Linked DNA regions of Homo sapiens: all the other regions are linked to region 2. Evidence: read pairs that join two places in POLR2A ChIA-PET (ENCODE). Cell type or tissue: Caco-2. All regions are shown on one strand. Each heading gives the region's core, and the rest is flanking DNA. Links, peaks and the distances in the headings are about the cores only. Region 1 has its middle 16 kb from the start of DDX6. Region 2 overlaps PHLDB1 (pleckstrin homology like domain family B member 1). Region 3 overlaps VPS11 (VPS11 core subunit of CORVET and HOPS complexes).

Region 1 (7,279 bases), core at 1,387-6,386, 180 kb before region 2:
TTGAGACAGGGTCTCAGCTCTGTTGCCCAGGCTAGAGTGCAGTGGTACAATCATAGCTCACTGCAGCCTTGACTCAAGGGCTCAAGCGATCCCTCCCACCTCAGCTCCCCTAAACCCCTAGTACCTGGGACTATAGGTGACTGCCACCGCACCCAGCTAATTTTTAAATTTTTTGTAGAGACATGGACTCACTGTGTTGCCAAGGCTGGTCTTGAACTCCTGGGCTCAAGTGATCCTCCTGCCTTGGCCTCCCAAAGTGCCAGAATTACAGGTATGAGTTACCGCACCCGGCCATCCTCCTCTGTTTTCTATGTTTGTCTTTTATCTCTAAGATTTCTTCAATTTTACTTTGTACATTTTCTGTTGAACACTTAAACAAATTTTCTATCATATTTTTAATTTCCAAGAGCTCTTTCTTGTTTATGAAAGTTTCTCTTTATGTGTACTGTTTTTGTTCCATTAATTCAATAGCTTATCTTATTTATCAGAGGAATTACTGATAGATTTTAAAATTTTATTTTTCATTTTATGCTGAAAGAATTTTAAATTTAAAAAAAATTTCAAGAACTTTTTTTCTGAACCATCCAAGATTAAATTTCCAACACAATGCCCATCCTCCCAACATGAGTACACACTCAAACAAGTATATGACAGCCATCTAACCCACAGGCCCAGATCAGATTTCTCTAATTGTCCCACTACTGTCCCCCCTACCCCCCCTTTTTTTTTCAGACAGGGTCTCACTCTATTGCCCAGACTGGAGTGCAGTGGTGCCATCATAGCATAGTCTGGAACTGTTCTTCCCAAGGGATCCTCCTGCCTCAGCCTCCTGAGTAGCTAGGAGTACAGATGTGCACAACCATGCCTGGCAAATTTTTAAAAAAGTTTTTCATAGAGATAGGTCCCTATATTGCCCAGGCTGGTCTTGAACTCTTGGGCTCAAGCAATCCTCCTCCCTCAGCCTCCTAAAGTGCTAGGTTACAGGTGTGAGCTGCCATGCCCGGCCCTAATACTGTCCTTTATATTAAAAGGGTCTCTTCCAGGACCATGCATTGCATTTGTTTTCATGTTTCTTTCTTTCTTTTCTTTTCTCTCTCTTTTTTTTAATTGAGATGGAGTCTTGCTCTGTCACCCAGGCCAGAGTGCAGTGGCGAGATCTCAGCTCACTGCAACCTCCACAGCCTGGGTACAAGCGATTCTCCTGTCTCAGCCTTCCAAATAGTTGGGACTACAGGTACCTGCCACCGCACGCAGCTATTTTTTTTATTTTTAGTAGAGACGGGGTTTTGCCACGTTGGCCAGGCTGGTCTCAAACTCCTGACCTCAGGTGATCTGCCCGCCTCAGCCTCCCAAAGTGCTGGGATTACAAGCGTGAGCCACTGCACACCTGGCTCATGTTTCTTTCAATCTGGAACAATTTCTCAGTGTTTCTTTTTTTTTGGCAGGAATAGGACAGAAGTGATACTGTGTTATTGCCTCCCATCTGGTGGTACCTGATTTCAATTTGTACCATTATTGAGAATGTTAACTTTGTTCTCTTTTTAAAAAAAATTTGATACAATCGTTTATTTTGTTTGCATATTTGATTTGTTTTTAATCCAAACCTCACCAGAATGTTAACTTTGACCTGGATTAAGGTGGTGTCTGCTAGGTCTTTCCACTGTAAAGTTACTCTTTTGCCCTTTGTAATTAGTAAGTGTTTTGTGGAAAGGTACTTCTTTGAGGTACATATCCTGTTCCTTATCATAGTTTTCCTCACTATTTTTAGTTTTTTTTTTTTGCTGAATGAATTATTACTATGAAGTTTGCCTAATAGTGGTTTTTTCAATTTCATTGTTCCTTCTAAATTTATTAGTTGTTATTCTGCTGTAAAGAAAGATGTTCTCATTTGTTTATGTATTCTTTTATTCTTATCAGTATGAACATGTGGATTCCCACTTCATTTGATAGATTATGACCTTTTACTGTCATTATTTATTTTGATGCTCAGAGTTGGTTAGGGGAGCCCCCTTCAAGCCCCTTTGACATCCTGTTGACATATCTCTGTCATTCTTTAAGCACTTCTTTACTTTCTGCCACAGCAAGATGGTCTGAGTTCATCTTGTACTTTCCTTGTCTCAGCCCTGAAATCAATCATTTCTCCAAGGATCCCTGGTTTCTTTTAGTGGAGAACGGTATTTAGAGACCAAGATTTGGGACTAGGGGTGTTAACTGCTATTAGAGTATGACCATTTCCAAACTGTCTTGGTGCATAGAGCTAAGGAGTATGCATATATGTCTACACTTTTTTTTTAACTTTTATTTTTGGTTTGGGGGTATATGTGAAGGTTTGTTACGTAGGTAAACATGTGTCATGAGTGTTTGTTGTACATATTATTGCATCACCCAGGTATTAAGCCCAGTAGCCAATAGTGATCTCTTCTGCTCCTCTCCCTCCTCCCACCCTCCACTCTCAAGTAGGCCCCAGTGTCTGTTGTTCCCTTCTTTGTGTTCATAAGTTCTTATCATTTAGCTCCCACTTAAAAGTGAGAGCATGTGATATCTGGGGCTCTGTTCCTGTCTTAATTTGCTAAGGATGATAGCCTCCAGCTCCAGTCCAGTTATGTTCCCACAAAAGACATGATCTCATTTTTTATGGCTGCATAATATTCCATGGTACATATGTGCCACATCTTCTTTATCCAATCCATCATTAATGGGCATTTAGTTTGATTACATGTCTTTGCTATTGTGAATAGTGCTGCAATGAACATTCATGCGCATGTGTTTTTATAGCAGAATGATTTTTTTCTTTTTTCTTCTTCATTTATCTGAAATTCTAATATGATGAAGAATCCTGCTTTTATTTTTTTTTTGTTTTTGAGATGAAGTCTTGCTCTTGTCCCCCGGGCTGGAGTGCAATGGCACGATCTTGGCTCACTGCAACCTCCGCCTCCTGGGTTCAAGCGATTCTCCTACCTCAGCCTCCTGAGTAGCTGGGATTACAGGCACCTGCCACCATGCCTGGCTAATTTTTGTATTTTTAGTAGAGATGGGGTTCCGCCGTGTTGGCCAGGCTGGTCTCGAACTCTTGACCTCAGGTGATCTGCCCACCTTGGCCTCCCAAAGTGCTGGGATTACAGGCATGAGCCACCGCCCCTGGCTTTTTTTTTTTTTTTTGAGACAGGAGCTCACTCTGCCACCCAGAACTGGGGTACAAGGGCATGGTCTCAGCTCACTGTAATCTCCGCCTCCCGGACTCAAGCAATTCTCCTGTCTAAGCCTCCCAAGTAGCTGAGACTACAGGCGCGGGACACCACTCCTGGCTAATTTTTGTATTTTCAGTAGAGACGGGGGTTCACTATGTCGGCCAGGCTAGTCCTGGACTCCTGACATCGGGATCTGCCTGCCTCGGCTTCCCAAAGTGCTGGGATTGCAGGCCTGAGCCACCACTCCCGGCCGAATTTTTGTATTTTTAATAGAGACGGGGTTTCACCATGCTACCCAGCTTGGTCTCAAACTCCTGACCTCAGGTGATCCACCAGCCTTGGTCTCCCAAAATGCTAGGATTACAGGTGTGAGCCACTGCTCCCCACCTCAGCCAAGATTCTTAAAAGACTGTGTCCCCACTTCCTCACCTTCCATTCACTTGAAAGAAAGGATAAAGAAGAGTCATGAAGAGTATGGAGTTTGTATTGCCTCTTGGCCTTTTGGCTAAGATCAAGTGGAGTATGGAGTTTCTTGACAGACAGACCTGGGTTTATACCCCAACTGATTCTTACGATTAAGCCTGTTTCCCTCCCCCTAAAGAGAGAGATAACTGTGCCTGCCTCACTTTGGAGGGTTGTTGTGAGGATTAAATAAGATCATTCATATAAAACAGCGCACACCTGGTACATAACAAGCAGTCAATAAACATTAGGTATTATTATCAATATCAATTACCGTACTAAAATCTGTCTTCTGCCCCGGTGCTATACTGGAAATGCTCTTGCCAAGGTTAGCAATGACTTTCCAGTTGCCAAAACCAACAGTAGTTTTTGGCCCTCGTCTTACTTCCTTAAAATTCCCAACCACTCCTTCTTCCTGAAGTCCCCTCTCCTTCTGGCTGCTGGAACACCACTCTTTTCCTGTCCTCTGCCTGTCTCTCCCTTCACAGCCACCTTGCCAAATCCTGTTCCACTGTCTGACTCCACCTGGTGTTGCTCTTTCCTGAGCTCATCCTTTCTCCCCCTTCCCAGCTTTACCCACCTTTCCCTGAGAGATCATGTCTACTCCTGTGGTTCTAACTGCCATCTCTATGCAGAAGGTACCTTCCCTATCTCCACCTCTGACCTCTCTCCTACCTCCAGTCCCATATTGCCAGGTAGGTTCCCTAGAGGCACCCCAGATTCAGTATTCAACTTATGCATCTCTGAAAGCATTATTTACCATGCCCGCCATGAAACCTGCTCTTTCTCTTAGACTCTGACAGTTGCTATTGCCTCCAACCTCATCAAGTACACAGACCTAGTAACCTAGACATCATTCTTTCCATCTTCTTCCTCCCCAAATCCAACCTATCCCCAGGTCCTGTCATTTAACTTATCTGCTCAGTGAATTCTGCTCTCTCTCCTTCTTTCTCTTCTTGCTGGGTAGAGGATGGATTAGATGGCCAAAGAGATCAGTTAGGAGCCATTTTCCATCATAGTCTGAGAGATGATGAGGGACCTCCTCACTGATATGCTTGGCCCTTCTTAATCTATCTCTATTTGGTTGTCAGAGTAATAGTCCTTAAAGTCCCATTAAGTCATCCTGCTGCTGCTTCGAAATCTTTAATGGTTCCCCTCACCTATAAGATAATGTCCAAACTTCATAGCCCAAAACAGAGGCTGTTGATATAGTGACTCCTGATGCCTCTCCAGCCTCAGGTATCACCACTTCTCTCCCCAACACACACATACACACTAAAGCTACTTGCGGGACTTCACTCCAGATCCTAGTCAACCTGTTGTTGACTCGGCCAGTAATGTTTTTCCGTCCTTGATCCACCTGACCATTTCCTACCCAACTTTCAAAATCCTCAGAATTTCATCTTGAAACCTTCTCTGAAGCATCATGCCATTGTACCCTTGCAGAATTAATTACTTTTTCCTCAGTACTTCTTCTAGCCTTAGTATATATCTTCATTATGGAATGGAACATTGTGTTATATTTGTTCATATGTCTATCTACCTTTGCTACTAATAGAATATAAATTCCTTGAAGTCAGCTATCTGTTTTCATTCATATTTTCTCCCCCATAGTCAAGTACAGTGCCTGGAACACAGTGGATGTCCAGTTAATAGTTATTAAACTGAACTGAATTTCTGTAAAGGTGAGGCATGAAAGAGGGAGGGGAAAGAGGGTGCCAAGAGAGACAGGGAGGAAGGAATTAGGATTGGAAGAAGACATCTTGTGTGCCAATCCATGAAGTTTGGATAAATTGGCTGATAAATTTGTTTTAAGAAGCCAGTTCTGGCCAGGCACGGTGGCTCACGCCTGTAATCCCAGCACTTTGGGAGGCTGAGGCGGGCGGATCACCTGAGGTCAGGAGTTCGAGACCAGCCTGGCCAACATGGTGAAACCCTGTCTCTACTAAAAATACAAAAATTAGTCGGGCATGGTGGCGGGTGCCTGTAATCCCAGCTACTCGGGAGGTTGAGGCTGGAGAATTGTTTGAACCCAGGAGGCGGAGGTTGCAGTGAGCCGAGATCGTGCCACTGCATTCTAGCCTGGGCGAGTGAAACTCCATCTAAAAAAAAAAAAAAAAAAAAAAAGAATAAGAAGCAGCAGCTGTGTGAGGAGAGGGGAGGAGTGCTCCAGATAGAGGAAACAGTAAATTCAAAGGTTGTGAAGTGGGAAAGAGTTGAGCTGATCCGAACCTCTAAGGGCCAGCATGGCTGGAGCCGAATGAGCAACTAGGGCATGGCATGAGTTGAAGAGGGAGGGATTGGTAGAATTCAGATTGTGTAGGTCCTTGTAGACCAGAGCAGGGAATGTGGAGTGTATCCTCAGCTCATTGGGAAGCAACTGAAAATGCAGAGTAATGATACTTTCATTTACATTAAAATAATCACTAAGGCTGTGCGCAGAATAGATGGGGGCTAACACGAGAATAAATAGGGAGCCCTAGTTAGGAGACTACAGCAGTAAACAGGCCAATGAAAGATATCTGTCTGGATGAAGGTGGAGGCAATGGGGCAACAAGGAGTGGACATATTCAGAAAATATTTTAGAGGTTGAATTCATAGGGCTTGGTGATAGATTAGATGTACAGAGATCTAGGATAAGGAAGTGGAAATTGAGGTAGTGTGTAGGTCTTTTGGAAAGTTTATTTTTGAAGAGGAGACTAAAGGGAAGTAGTTGATTCAAAAGCTCTTTCTAGCCAGGTGCGGCGACTCATGCCTGTAATCCCAGCACTTTGGGAGGCTGAGCAGGGTGGATCATTTGAGGTCAGGAGTTGGAGATCAACCTGGCCAATATGGTGAAACCCCGCCTCTACCAAAAAATACAAAAATTAGCTGGGCCTGTTGGTGAGGGCCTGTAGTCCCAGTTACTCAGGAGGCTGAGGCACAAGAATCGCTTCAACCTGGTAGGCAGAAGCTGCAGCGAGCCAAGATCGCACCACTACACTCCAGCTTGAGCCACAGTGAGGCCCTGTCTCAAAAATGAAACAAAACAAAAACTCAAAAGCCCCTTCAGTAAGCATTTACTGAGCACCTACTAAATGCCAGGCCATATGTGAGGTGCTGGACACACAAAGAAGAATAAGACATAGACAGACTCAGTTCTTGTGGAAGGCAAACCTACAACCAAATCAACTCTGCTACTTTGCAGTAATAGAAATTTGCACGATGGTGGCACAGATGACTGGGAAGTGATTAACTCTGCTCTTGGGTACTGGAGGGAAGAGATATCAGGGAATGAGGTTAAGACCAGATTCAGTGGAAGACGGGTCTAGAGGAGAAGGGAAATTGAGGAACATTCAGCACTATGACCTTGATTTTTCCATTAAATATGAGGCAGTCATCTGCCTTGAGTAGGTAATAGGTTAGATAGCTTGAAGGAATGAATGCTGCACATCCCTGGCTGGGTTCCCAATAGGTGACACAGCTGGATTTGAACCTTCAGCATCCAGCATGGTGTCCTGGTCCTGGTCACGGGGTATTTTACACTCATTGACAGATATCACTGAGGGCATATCCTTAAAAAGCTCTTGGACAGGAGCGGTGGCTCATGCCTGTAATCCCAGCCCTTTGGGAGGCCGAGGCGGGCAGAT
Region 2 (7,279 bases), core at 882-5,881:
CCTCCAAGACTTAAAGTGGCAGGTGAGGCAGGTCAGGACTAGTGGTAAGATGTGTGCTTATGTGTGGGAATGGGGGTGGGAAAACTGATGGAGGAGTTGGGGGAGGCTGTGCCTGCCACTCTGCCTGTGCCAGGCTCACTGCCCCCTCTCCAGGATGAGACCCCAGCTTAGAATGGCCATGCATTCCCGTCTAGACCAATGCAAAAACAGTGAAGAGAAGATGCAGCAAAGGAAAAGATGGGATCCGCCTCATCTCACCCCCATCCAACACAAACACACAATCCTATACCCTCATCCAAAACTGTCCCAACCTCTTCCAAAAGCATCTCCAGATGCTTCAGTTCTGGTTCTCATCAGTTCTGGTTCTCTTCCTCAAACCAATCCCAGGGTTCCTGCCCACCTTCCAAAGAACCCTGTTCTGCTCGTAAGGGACAGAGGGCAGAATCCATTCTTCTGTACATGGGCTCGACTGTGTACACACCAGCCAGAGCCCCTTAAGCTCCCTGAGCTATCTGGGGAATCCTGGCCCCCACCCAGCTCAGATGCCATCTCCAGGACAGCTGCCTAGAGCCACACCCAGCCCCTGCATGCACCCACGTGCATGCACATGGACACACACAGTCACAATTACACAGGCTGGCTAACGGTCAGGCCAGGGTTGCCTATCCTGCTCTGTCCCTCTACCCTGCCACCTGCACTCCTAGATGATACTGCCTGGGCCAGGATGAGCAGCTCCCACCCACTTGTAGAGGCCAAAGACAAGCAAAAAAGAAGGACAAGGTACTTTTCTAAAGAACAAGTCTCAGAAAGAGTCAGACAGGGGACCTGGGTTCCAATTCTAGCTCTGCCAGAACTTGCTGTGTGACCTTGGACAAAGCCATTCCCCTCTCTGAGCTTCAGCCTACTCATGATCACCAACTGCTTCTCAAACTGGGAGGTTCGAGGTCTTACCATACCTGTGGTATGTTTTCCTAGAGCTTCACTGTGCTCAGGTAAACAATGTGAAATTTAATTTAACATTAAAACAAATGCTATGTTGAATAAATGCAAAATTAGCAAGAATTTAAAATAAAGTCTTAGAGATTTCAAAGGAATTTCTTCTTCACGGCACCAGAACCATAAGATATTGATCACTAAAGTGTATCCTGGAGGTGGGGAACCTTGAGAAGCCGAAGCCCTGTTTGAGGGCCTCTCCTGCTCTGCCAGCTGGCCTGCTCGAGCCCTGGCAGAGACTCTGCCATGGACAGTGGCAAGCCTCCCTGGCACCCGCTCACCAGCCTCTCCATCTCCTGCTCCCGGAGCCGCTCTTGGCGCTGTCGCCGGTGGTACTCCAGGAGGTCGTCCTCATTGTCACTGATCTCTGTGATGCTATTTTTCCGCTCCCTTGTGACAGGCACCCGCAAGTCCCCGCTGGAGAGCTTCCTCTGGACACAGGGACTCTGGCAGGGTGAAGCCCCAGTAAGAGAGCCCAGACTGTAGGCTGGGCTCAGCCTGCCACTGAAGCTGCCCTTGTGGGGTGCCAGAGACTCACCCAGTGTGGGTGAGGGGCTCCGTGTCCTACGGCCCCGTGCCCCCAGCGTCAGGGAGAAGTCCTCTGGTGAAGCCCCATGGGCTGCCCAGCGCCGGGGCCGAGGACTCTCTGCCACTTCCCTGTTTAGCTTGGGATCTGGGGTGGTCCGGGTGGGCAGCGGGGAGAGAGCTCGCCGGGACAGAGATGGACTTAAGGGGGGTAGTTCTCGCATACTGTCCAGGCCCCGCCGGCCCAGGCGGGGACTCTCAGGAGGCTGCAGGGTACGGGTGGCTAACCCATCTGAAAATGTTCGGCCCACCAGTTGGCGTGAGGGGCTGGTTGTTAGCACCCGCTCACTGCCTGGAGGCTCACGGAAAGGGCTGGGAGGGCGGTCCTGGAGTGTGCCAATCTTGTTTCGGGGAGCAGGGACTGGAGGCTGAAACTTGGGGCTGCCAGGAATGCTGGTGGGTTGACTGAGAGCACCAGAAGCTGGGTATTCACTCAGGCTGATGGCCACCACAGGCAGCTGCCCACCCAGCCGGGGGCTCTCAGTGGCTCTCCGGGCCTCCGCCAAGACAGTAGCTGCAGGGCTGTCTGTCAGCAGACCCCGGAGGCCAGGGCTGGGAGGCCTCTCATGGCCCCCTTTCCTGCTCAGCCGAGGACTCTCGGAGCGAGCACCACTTGGGCGGGACTGTGGGGGCTGTAGGGCCAGATGGTAGCTGGAGGAACGGGCAGGTACCAGCGGGGGCACAGAAGGTCCTGGCTCTTGCCCACTGGGTGAGTGACTGGCACAGCTTCCACTGCTGGCTGGTGAAGAGAGTGGAGAGAAGGCTGGAGAGGTGTTCTCATAGCTGGAGCCCACAGACATGGCGCCGGGGCTGGTTGGGGGAGACAGCAGGTAGCGCCCACCATTAGCCATCGGTGACAGTGGAGAGGTTGCGGCAGGCTTCTTGCCAGCAGCTCCAGGCTCCTCTAGCACCAGTGAGTCCATGATCTCTTGCAGGTCCTTCTCAATAGAGCTCACCAGGGAACTGTGGCTGGCACAGGCAGAGGGTCCCCGTGTTGCAGTCTGTGGGGTGTGGTTCCCATTTACCAGACTTTCTGATTCTGCTGGAGGGAAATGCAAAGGTCTTTGACTTTAGGGAGCTGCATATGCATAAAAGCCAGAGCACTAGCCCCCCTCCTCCTAGCACAGTGAGGCTAACAAGGCTCTGGAGAAGAAGCCAGGAGATGTGGTTCTGGTACCAGCTAGCTCTGCCACTGACCTGCTATGCAACCTTAGCCAAGTCACTTGTCCTCAGTTTCTCCTTCTGTAAAGGAAGGGAATCGGCAGGGCCTTCCTGCCTGTGACTTAAAACAGTTAACAATGATAGGCACTTCTAAGACTATTGTTGTCAATTCACCCCAAGACTAGACTCCTCCAATCTATATCCTATATCCCTCCTCAAGAAGGGCACGTAGGCCAGGCACGGTGGCTCACGCCTGTAATCCCAACACTTGGGGAGGCCAAGGCGGGCAGATCACTTGAGGACAGGAGTTCAAGACCAGCCTGGCCAACATGGTGAAACCCCACCTCTAATAAAAATACAAAAAATTAGCTGGGTATGGTGGCACATGTCTGTAATCCCAACTACTCAGGAGGCTGAGGTATGAGAATCGCTTGAACCCAGGAAGTTGCAGTGAGCTGAGAACTGCCTGGGTGACACAGCAAGACTGTCTCAAAAAAAAAAGAGGCCAGGCGTGGTGGCTCACGCCTGTAATCCCAGCACTTTGTGAAGCCGAAATGGATGTATCACCTGAGGTCAGGAGTTCGAGACCAGCCTGGCCAACATGGTGAAACCCCATCTCTACTAAAAATAAAAAATTAGCCGGGTGTGGTGGCATGCACCTGTAGTCCCAGCTACTCGGGAGGCTGAGGCAGGAAAATCACTTGAACCCAGGAGGCGGAGGTTGCAGTGAGCCGAGATCGCGCCACTGCACTGCAGCCTGGGCGACAGAGTGAGACTCCATCTCAAAACAAAAAAAAAGAAAAAAGAAAACAGAAGGCATTATACAAAGAAGATGGGCGCCTGCTGCAGAGCTGGCCAGAAGTTCCAGGGGCTCCTAGTCTAATAGGATGTCAGGGCCTCCCAATGTAGGAACCAGAGGCCCAGGGGTAAAAAAAAAAAAAGAAAAAGAAAAAAGCCTGCAGGGCTGGGTGAGGGGTGTGTGCTGCACCACTTCGTCCAATCAGAGGCAGGGGAGGGAGCTAGTGCTAATGGCTGGTTCCTGGAAGCCAGGCTGCCAGCAAGGAGGTGAAGCTCAGTGCCTCCAATTATCCCATTAAGCCATGCCAGCAAGAGCCTGCTTTTGCCATGCCCCAGCACTAGTCAACCATATAGGAGTCCCTGGAACCACTGCCCCAAACAGCTAAGGGAGTGACATGACAAGGCTGGGGTGGGGGCAGGGTAAAATTAACTAGGGAGTAGACTGGGAACCCAGGCTTCTGAGCCCCCAGAGGACTGGAAAAGATCGAGGGTAGGGAAAAGAGAAGGGAAAGCCTTTGCAAGACTGAGTTTGGGTCCAAAATTATGGAGACTGTGTGGGATATAGTCAGAGGGGATGCCATGGATACTGATAATCCCAGTGATCACTCACCTTTCTTCAGGTCCCCAGGCTATCCACTTAGGCTGCTGATACCACCCCACTAGGTGTACCTGACATCCATGTCCATCTGTCCCAGCACCTGTCACCCCATAGCCATCTAAATGCCAGTGCAAAGTCTGAGATGGTAAACCCATAATAGCCTCCTGGTCTGCACCCCTCCTGCCCCCCTGTGCAGCTGGGCTGAGGGGGCCTGTGTTGGTTCCCCAGAACAATCACCAATTCTCTTCTGGGGATCAATAATTCACACACAAAATACAGCTGCTCCACTGAGTCATCAGCGGGCAGGGCATGGAGTGAGGGTTGGGCGAGGCCCAAGGACATGATCCCCACCACAGCTTACAGGGAGTTCAACCTAATGCTTCCTTCTGCCCCTCAGGGTACCCTAGAGGGTGAGGCTCCCTGTGGTGACACAAGTGGGCCAGAGTTCCAGACACTGAGTGGCATCCTCCAGGGCAGTGGGGTACAAGCTGGCAGAGCTTGCCATCCCTCGAGGCACATAATTTCCCAATTTTAGCTAAGCAGCACTGCCTTGGTTAGCTCTCAGTGGCCCCACTGCCTGGCATTCTCCACCCGCCCATGGCAGGTGGCAGTGAGCCCAGACCTTAGGTATTGTCTTGCCCTAACACTCCAAGTGTGGCTGAAGTGAGCAAGGAGGAGGACTGCTGCAGGAACACCATCAACCCAGCACCCTGCCCCCGTCGGTACCTACCAGGAACAGGGCTGTAGGGGGGCCCAGGGGCTCGGCCCCCTGCTGGAATCATGCTTTTCATCCACTTGGCTTCAGCCGGGTGGTTAAAGCGAAGGAAGGTGGACTGACCCAGGCACAACATGCAGCCTGCAGAGAAAGCAAACACTTGAAGACCAGGTGTGGTGGCTCACACCTGTAATCCCAACACTTTTGGAGGCGGAGGAGGGTGGATCACCTGAGGTCGGGAGTTGGAGACCAGCCTGGCCAATGTGGTGAAGTCCCGTCTCTACTAAAAATACAAAAATTAGCCGGGTGTGGTGGTGGACGCCTGTAATCCCATAATCCCAGCTACTCAGGAGACTGAGATCAGAGAATAGCTTGAACCCAGGAAGCGGAGGTTGCAGTGAGCTGAGATCATGCCACTGCACTCCAGCCTACATGACAAGAGCTAAACTCTGTCTCAAAAAAAAAAAAAAAAAAAAAAAAAAAAGAAAGGAAGAAAGAGAGAAAACACTTGGAAGGGCAGGCAGGACTGAAGTTACCCCACCTCACAGCACTAGCAGGCTCACCTCAGCTCTAAAGACCCATCCTCATCTGCTCTCAGAGTCCACACAGTCCACACCTGACCTTGCCTGTGCTTGAGATGGGCACCTCCAGGGCTCCGCAGCACAAGACAGAGTAGAAAAAGCACTGGTGAGTGAGTCCCAAGATCTGAGTCCTCGTCCTAATTCCTCTTCTTACTAGCTGTGAGATCTCTGGGTGAAGTAACTTCACCTCTGAATCTAGTTCTCTTAATCAGAAAAATGGGGACAATACCACTGATCTTGTAGGGTTAATAAGACAGTGTATGTGAAAGTACTCTGTAAAAATATATTCAGAGAGGCCAGGCATGGTGGCTCACACCTGTAATTCCAGCATTTTGGGAGGCCAAGGCGGGCGGATCACCTGAGGTCAGCAGTTCGAGACCAGCCTGGCCAACATGGTGAAACTCCGTCTCTACTCAAAATACAAAACTTAGCTGGGGGTGGTGGCGTGCGCCTGTAGTCCTAGCTACTTGGGAGGCTGAGGCAAGAGAATTGCTTGAATCCAGGAGGCAGAGGCTGCAGTGAGCCGAGATCACACCACTGCACTCCAGCCTGGGCAACAGAGCGAAACTCCGTCTCACACACACACACACACACACACACACACACACACACACACACAAATGTTCAGAGAACACAGACACACCTGTCCCCCAACCCCAGCCTGTATCCATGATCCATCTATCTGCCCCTTGGGTAGAAGGGTAGAAGAGTCAGTCTGAGAGGCAGCAACTTCCAGGGTCACAAAAAAAAACTGAGATAGGGAACAAGGGGAAAAACCATGGATCAGTCAGATGAACCGGGGGGGTCCTGAATTTGCTCCCACTCTTTCTTGTTTTGTGACCTTAGGAGAGCTGTGCACTGCAAGTCTAGGGAGCGACCACCACCTTTCTTTCTGACTAAGCACCCTCTGCATGCTCCCTGGTCTCCCCTGGCATCAGGCCAAGACTAGGCCACCAGGCCCGGCCTCAGCCAAGCACATTCCCAGGCAGTAGACACAAGCCCAGTCCTGCCCGGGAAGTGTGAGTACCTGGAGGGGGAGGGCATGTGGGAGCTGGAAAATGTAGCCAGGGGCACCTGGAGTGTGCACAGTGGCAGATGTGCCCACAGGCGCCTAACTGTAGCTAGCAGAACTCCACCTCCCAGCCACACCAGGTGCTGGAGGGCTACTGCAGAAGATACTATGTTGGGAGAAGCCAGAGCCCTGTTGCTCTCTACCACCAATCCTTCCAATTTGTCCACACCCCTGGCCCCCGGCCTCAGCCTCCTGTCTACCCAATCTGGTGCCACTTGGCACCCCAAGCTTCACGCCAGTCTGAGCTAAGACTGGCAGAGAAGTCTACATTCCTGGACGCTGAGACAGTTCAGCTCAGGCAGGCCGCAAGGGCAAGAGGCATCCCAGGCCACGTGAGTACCTTGGCAGGTCCCTTACTGAGAAGCTCAGGAGCCTGTTCCTGGGATCCTGGGCATTGCTTGGGTTGGGGGTTTAGTAGGCTGAGAAGCCCATGGCAGATAACCATAGTGGATAAAGCCACTCACTATCCTGGCATACACAAAGGCCCTCCCAGGCAGCCAGACACCAACAATTCTAAAGGAGAGAGAGGGAGCCTTCCCTGCCAAGTCACCAATCAGAGAAGAGGATCCCAGAGTATTCAAAACTGGAATAAATAATAGCCAACCACACTGTCCACCTAATTACAACCACAGCTGTTTCAGAAAGAGCCCTGTCAAGCCCCTCCCCCTCCATTTAGCCATTTAACAAGCCTACTGGTGATGAGTTCACAGGGTCTAGACAGAGCCACTCAACCCAGGGTCGTGGGTGGTAGGGATCAGGAGCCTGACCACACAGTC
Region 3 (5,000 bases), core at 1-5,000, 440 kb before region 2:
ATGTGCGCACAACACACAAAACAGAAAGTCCTGGATTTCTGATCTGCCTAGATCCTAGACAAACCAAGAGCTACCAGATATCCCCAAGATCAGTATCATCTTATTTCATAAGGTTCTCTGGAAACAAAGTGAACCCTTAGAGTGGGCTCAGGCTCCCAGCCACTACTTCCCTCTAAAGCCCCATCCCAGGCCATTTACCTTATAATCCTACCCTAAGGAAGCTGAGTAAGGCTGTGACCCACAAGGAGGGAAACACCCTGGCCAATATGACTTGGGGAACCTGCTCCTGCAGCTGCTTCTAGGTGCCTGTGGCCAGCTCTGCGAGCCTGGTGGCCTTGCCTCCAGTTTGGTCTGTGTGTCCTTCTCCTGCAGTGCGTGGACCCGCCCATCCCGCGTCAGCACGTACAGGGAGCCCCACTCAGCAAGCACATCCACTACATCCTCAAAGACGGTGCTATAGGCTATGAACTTGTTGCACAGGTCATAGATGTTTAGAATCTGCTTGTCGGAGCTCTGTGAATCCCTGCTGGTAAACTCTGACCTGCATAGGAAAGAAAAAGCACCAGATGTTTGGACATCTCTGTCTTATCTCCCCTATTTCCTTTCCCATGATAACTTTGGTGCACATTTCACCCAGCACAAATCACCTCTCTGGTCCCTCTCATCCCATAACATGCAGCGCTGTGCCGGTAGTTGTACATAGAGAACACATAAACCTGATCTTACCCTTTAGGATCCTACAATTAACCCAAGTAACAGATTAGAAAATTAAGTACACTAACATATCCATTCATTTAGAAAATAATAATCCAATACATGGTATATGTAAAACACTGTGCCTGGAACTGAATGAAAGCAAAACAAACCAGCATCTAACAGGGAGTACTTTCATCATGCAGAAGACCCCACTTACCCCTTAAAAAAATAAAACCAAAACAAAACAGAAAACTTGCATCCTACGTTTCCCAGCACTTTCTAATTTCTCCACTGCTGAATCCCTTGTTCCTCTGCCCAATTTATTTTGACAAAAGAGTTAAAAAACAAAACAAGGCCGGGCGCAGTGGCTCACGCCTGTAATCCCAGCACTTTGGGAGGACGAGGCAGGCAGATCACGAGGTCAGGAGATCGAGACCATCCTGGCTAACACGGTGAAACCCCGTCTCTAATAAAAATACAAAAAATTAGCCGGGCATGGGGGCGGGCACCTGTAGTCCCAGTTGCTCGGGAGGCTGAGGCAGGAGAATGGCGTGAACCCGGGAGGCGGAGCTTGCAGTGAGCCGAGATCGCGCCACTGCACTCCAGCCTGGGCAATAGAGCGAGACTCCATCTCAAACAAAACAGAACAAAAAAAGCAGGTCCAAATTCCCTGGAGCATTCTAGTATGCTAGGGCTATGTAGCAAATACCTGCAGTAAAAACATCCATTTTTCAGTTAAAAAAAGCATTGTAACCAACTCTAGCTATAAGTGTCACTGGCTGGGTGCAGTGGCTCACACCTGTAATCCCAGTACTTTGGGAGGCCGAGGCGGGTAGATCACTTGAGGTCAGGAGTCTGACACCAGCCTGGCCAACATGGTGAAACCTCGTCTCTACTGAAAATACAAAAAGTAGCCAGGCGTGGTGGCACATGCCTGTAATCCCAGCTATTCAGGAGGCTGAGGCAGGAGTATCACTGGAACCCAGGAGGCGAGGCTGCAGTGAGCCGAGATCACGCCACTGCACTCCTGGGTGACAGAGCGAGACTCCATCTCAAAAAAAAAAAACAGAAATGTTACCTACATAACACCGGAGTAGGAGTAGGAGATTGGCAGTATCCAGGCATTAGGATTTTAAAATCAGGCGGATTCTGGGGAACAAGTCCAGCCCTCTCCCTGTCCCTTCTCACTGAGTCCTTACTTGGGAGAAACCTTCCGGTCACGGGAGACAATGATAAGGTAGCCTCTAAACCAGTGGGCAATGAGCTTATGGCCCTCAAAGGCGAAGCAGGGCCCACGTTCATCAGGCTGGTACAAGTAGACACACTCATCCCCGGCCACAATGAACTGCAGGTCCTGAGAAGGGTCACTTAGGGCTGAGCAGCGCAGGCCACAACCATGGGTGTCCAACTCCACGCGAGGGTAGTCTTTTCCAGAAACTATATAGGACTGCCAGAAGCAACAAAGGGGTTAACAGGCTCCTTTGAGGAGGTAACTCTAAGCCTTCACAAAGGTATTCCCATCTCCATACTGGCTCTTTTTTCCCTCTTGGCATTCTAAAGTCTTTCTCTTGGCTGCTGGCCTTCTTCATTAACCATTACCCATCTATTAAATATATAACCAGAGATCACAATTTCTTTCTCTGTATATATTATCACTATCTAGTACAGAAATTCTGCAAGTAAGAAAAATGTAATAATCTACTACTTTATCAAGAGTATTCCTGAGAGAGTAGACTGTTGTAAATCTGGGGCACCAGGAACAAGAAAGGTAAAGATACTTGTCCAACGTCATTTAAAAAGTTAGTTAGAAAATAGGCCGGTGCAGTGGCTCATGCCTGTAATTCCAGCACTTTGGGTGGTTGAGGCAGGTGGATTGCTTGGGCCCAGGAGTTCGAGATCAGCCTGGGCAACATGGTGAAACCCCCATATCTAGAAAAAATACAAAAATTAGCCAGGCATGGTGACACATGCCTGTAATCCCACGTACTCAGGAGGCTGAGGTGGGAGGATCACTTGAGCCCAGGAGGCAGAGGTTGCAGTGAGCTGAGACAGCACCATTGCACTCTAGCCTGGGTTACACAGCAAGATCCTGTCTCAAAGAAAAAAAAAAAAAAAGCTAGTTAGAAATAAAATTCAAGGCCGAGTGCGGTGGCTCACGCCTGTAATCTCAGCACTTTGGAAGGCCAAGGTGGGTGGATCACCTGAGGTCAGGAGTTGGAGACCAGACTGGCCAACATGGTGAAACCCTGTCTCTACTAAAAATACAAAAATTAGCTGGACATGCTGGTGTGTGCCTGTAATCCCAGCTACTCAGGAGGCTGAGGCAGGAGAATTGCTTGAACCTGGGAGACTGAGGTTACAGTGAGTCAAGATCTCGCCACTGCACTCCAGCCTGAGCAACACAGTGAGACTCGGTCTCAAAAAAAAAAAAGAAAGAAAATTCACATCTTTTTACTACAAGCCCAGAGTCTAACTCTTTCCAGCTTCCTAGGCAAAAAAATAAAATACAAAGCTAGGCAAATGATTCGAATTATATGATTAAAACTTTAACACTCCCACCTTTCCTGTCACTTCATTACCCTATCCCCCTGAACAATGGAGAAGCCCTCCCTGCCTGCTCCTAAGAGTGGAGGCCTTGGTCATACCTGGACGTTCTCTGTTGTCACAACAAACAAGTGAGTGGTCTTTCCTGCTTGGCGAAAGGCCAATCCAGTTACAGGATAGTTGCCCTTGTGCAAAATCTGGGTCTTGCTATGCCGGTCCCGGGTGATGTCTCCTTTGTTCAATGTAACACTGCCATCTGTGAAACCTGTAAGAAAACAAGAAAATTACTTCAGTAAGGCTGAAAAGATCAGGAAGTGGAGAGGGGAAAAAAGACCACTTGAGGCACTCAGAAGTGACAAGCTTTCTCCATATACCCAACCTCTCTAATGGTTAACCTGAATATTGGTACTCACTGACACATTTTCAAAGAACAAAATTAAATGCCTTCCCATTCCAAACTTTATTTATTTTATTTATTTATTTATTTATTTATTTATTTTGAGACAGAGTTTTGCTCTTGTTGCCCAGGCTACAGTGCAATGGCGCGATCTTGGCTCACTGCAAACTCCGCCTCCCAGGTTCAAGTGATTTTCCTGCCGCAGCCTCCCTAGTAGCTGGGATTACAGGCATGTGCCACTACACCCAACTAATTTTGTATTTTTAGTAGAGATGGGGTTTCTCCATGTTGGTCAGGCTGATCTCAAACTCCCAATCTCAGGTGATCCGCCCACCTCAGCCTCCCAAGGTGCTGGGATTACAGGCATGAGCCACCGCGCCTGGCCCCCATTCCAAAATTTAATATCGCAAAGGCCTCAGTTCAGTACAAAGTGGTCTCCTGAAAACAGTAAAGATGAGAGGCAGAAGCAACTCTGAAGAAAATCTATAACAAATCTAGGAGGGTTAGTTTTGCCTTCTGTTTACCAATGGCCATAAAGTTGAGATTTTCATGGACAGTCAAACAAGATACAACAGTTGGCTCTGTTCCTGGAATAGCAGGGAAGATTCGAGTGCAGAGTGGATTGCCACCATCTCTCTTCTCCAGGTTCCAGATCTTAACCTGTGGACAGACCTCAGAAGTGTAAATGCTAGTCATCCTCCAACAAAAAATCATTCCTAGGCTTCTGGATCTTTCCCATTTCCCTGCTGGGACTCACCAAGGGGTTGATGCCCTCTTCATCTTCTCCAACAGATGCCAGAATATTGTGCTGCTTCAGTTGGTACAGGTGTGTCACCCGTAGTTTGTAGGCTTGGAAGCCTGTAAGCTGTAGGGAACGTGGCAAGAACCAGATCTGGCCTTCCATATGTGCAGGGTAGTCAAGGAGCCTCCTTTCCAAGGAGAGATACTTACATTCAGACCAGAACTCAGATAACAATTACATGTATATAACTCTAAAATTTTCAAGGATTTTCCCACATACTCCTTATCTTAAAAAGAGTGAGGCCAGGCGCGGTGACTCACACCTGTAATCCCAGCACTTTGGGAGGCCGGGGGGGGGGGGGGGTGCGGATCACCTGAGGTCAGGGGTTCGAGACCAGCCTGGCCAACATGGTGAAACCTGTCTCTACTAAAAATACAAAAATTAGCCAGGTATAATGGTGCGTGCCTGTAATTTCAGCTACTCAGGAGGTTGAGGCAGGAGAATTGCTTGAACCCGGGAGGCGGAGGTTGCAGTGTGCCCAGATCATGCCATTGCACTCCAGCCTGTGCAACAAGAGTGAAAGTCCGTCTCAAAAAAAAGAAAAAAATTTAGTGCGCCGGG

What was found. Peaks named below come from ENCODE experiments on the same cell type or tissue, not always from the same donor. Only the 100,000 strongest peaks of a DNase experiment are listed, where the experiment ranks them.
Region 1: POLR2A ChIA-PET joins it to region 2 with 6 read pairs; 8 of 35 experiments call an interaction of 5 or more read pairs at or near these places.
Region 3: POLR2A ChIA-PET joins it to region 2 with 5 read pairs; 5 of 35 experiments call an interaction of 5 or more read pairs at or near these places.

Annotation. Positions count from the first base shown.
Region 1 is chr11:118,803,335-118,810,613 of GRCh38, reverse strand. No RefSeq gene overlaps it. Among named protein-coding and RNA genes, the nearest start is that of DDX6, 16 kb to the right of the region's middle. In Caco-2, for the core only: no CTCF peak of the experiment used is centred there; no DNase peak of the experiment used is centred there.
Region 2 is chr11:118,622,646-118,629,924 of GRCh38, reverse strand. PHLDB1 (pleckstrin homology like domain family B member 1) reads right to left here. Exons shown (of 23, transcript NM_001144758.3): 5 at 4,866-4,991; 6 at 1,275-2,620. Among named protein-coding and RNA genes, the nearest start is that of MIR6716, 18 kb to the left of the region's middle. In Caco-2, for the core only: no CTCF peak of the experiment used is centred there; DNase peaks (open chromatin) are centred at 1,954 and 3,784.
Region 3 is chr11:119,068,739-119,073,738 of GRCh38, reverse strand. VPS11 (VPS11 core subunit of CORVET and HOPS complexes) reads right to left here. Exons shown (of 16, transcript NM_021729.6): 2 at 4,395-4,543; 3 at 4,162-4,297; 4 at 3,342-3,505; 5 at 1,896-2,143; 6 at 340-541. Among named protein-coding and RNA genes, the nearest start is that of VPS11, 3.4 kb to the right of the region's middle. In Caco-2, for the core only: no CTCF peak of the experiment used is centred there; no DNase peak of the experiment used is centred there; H3K4me3 peaks cover 31 bases.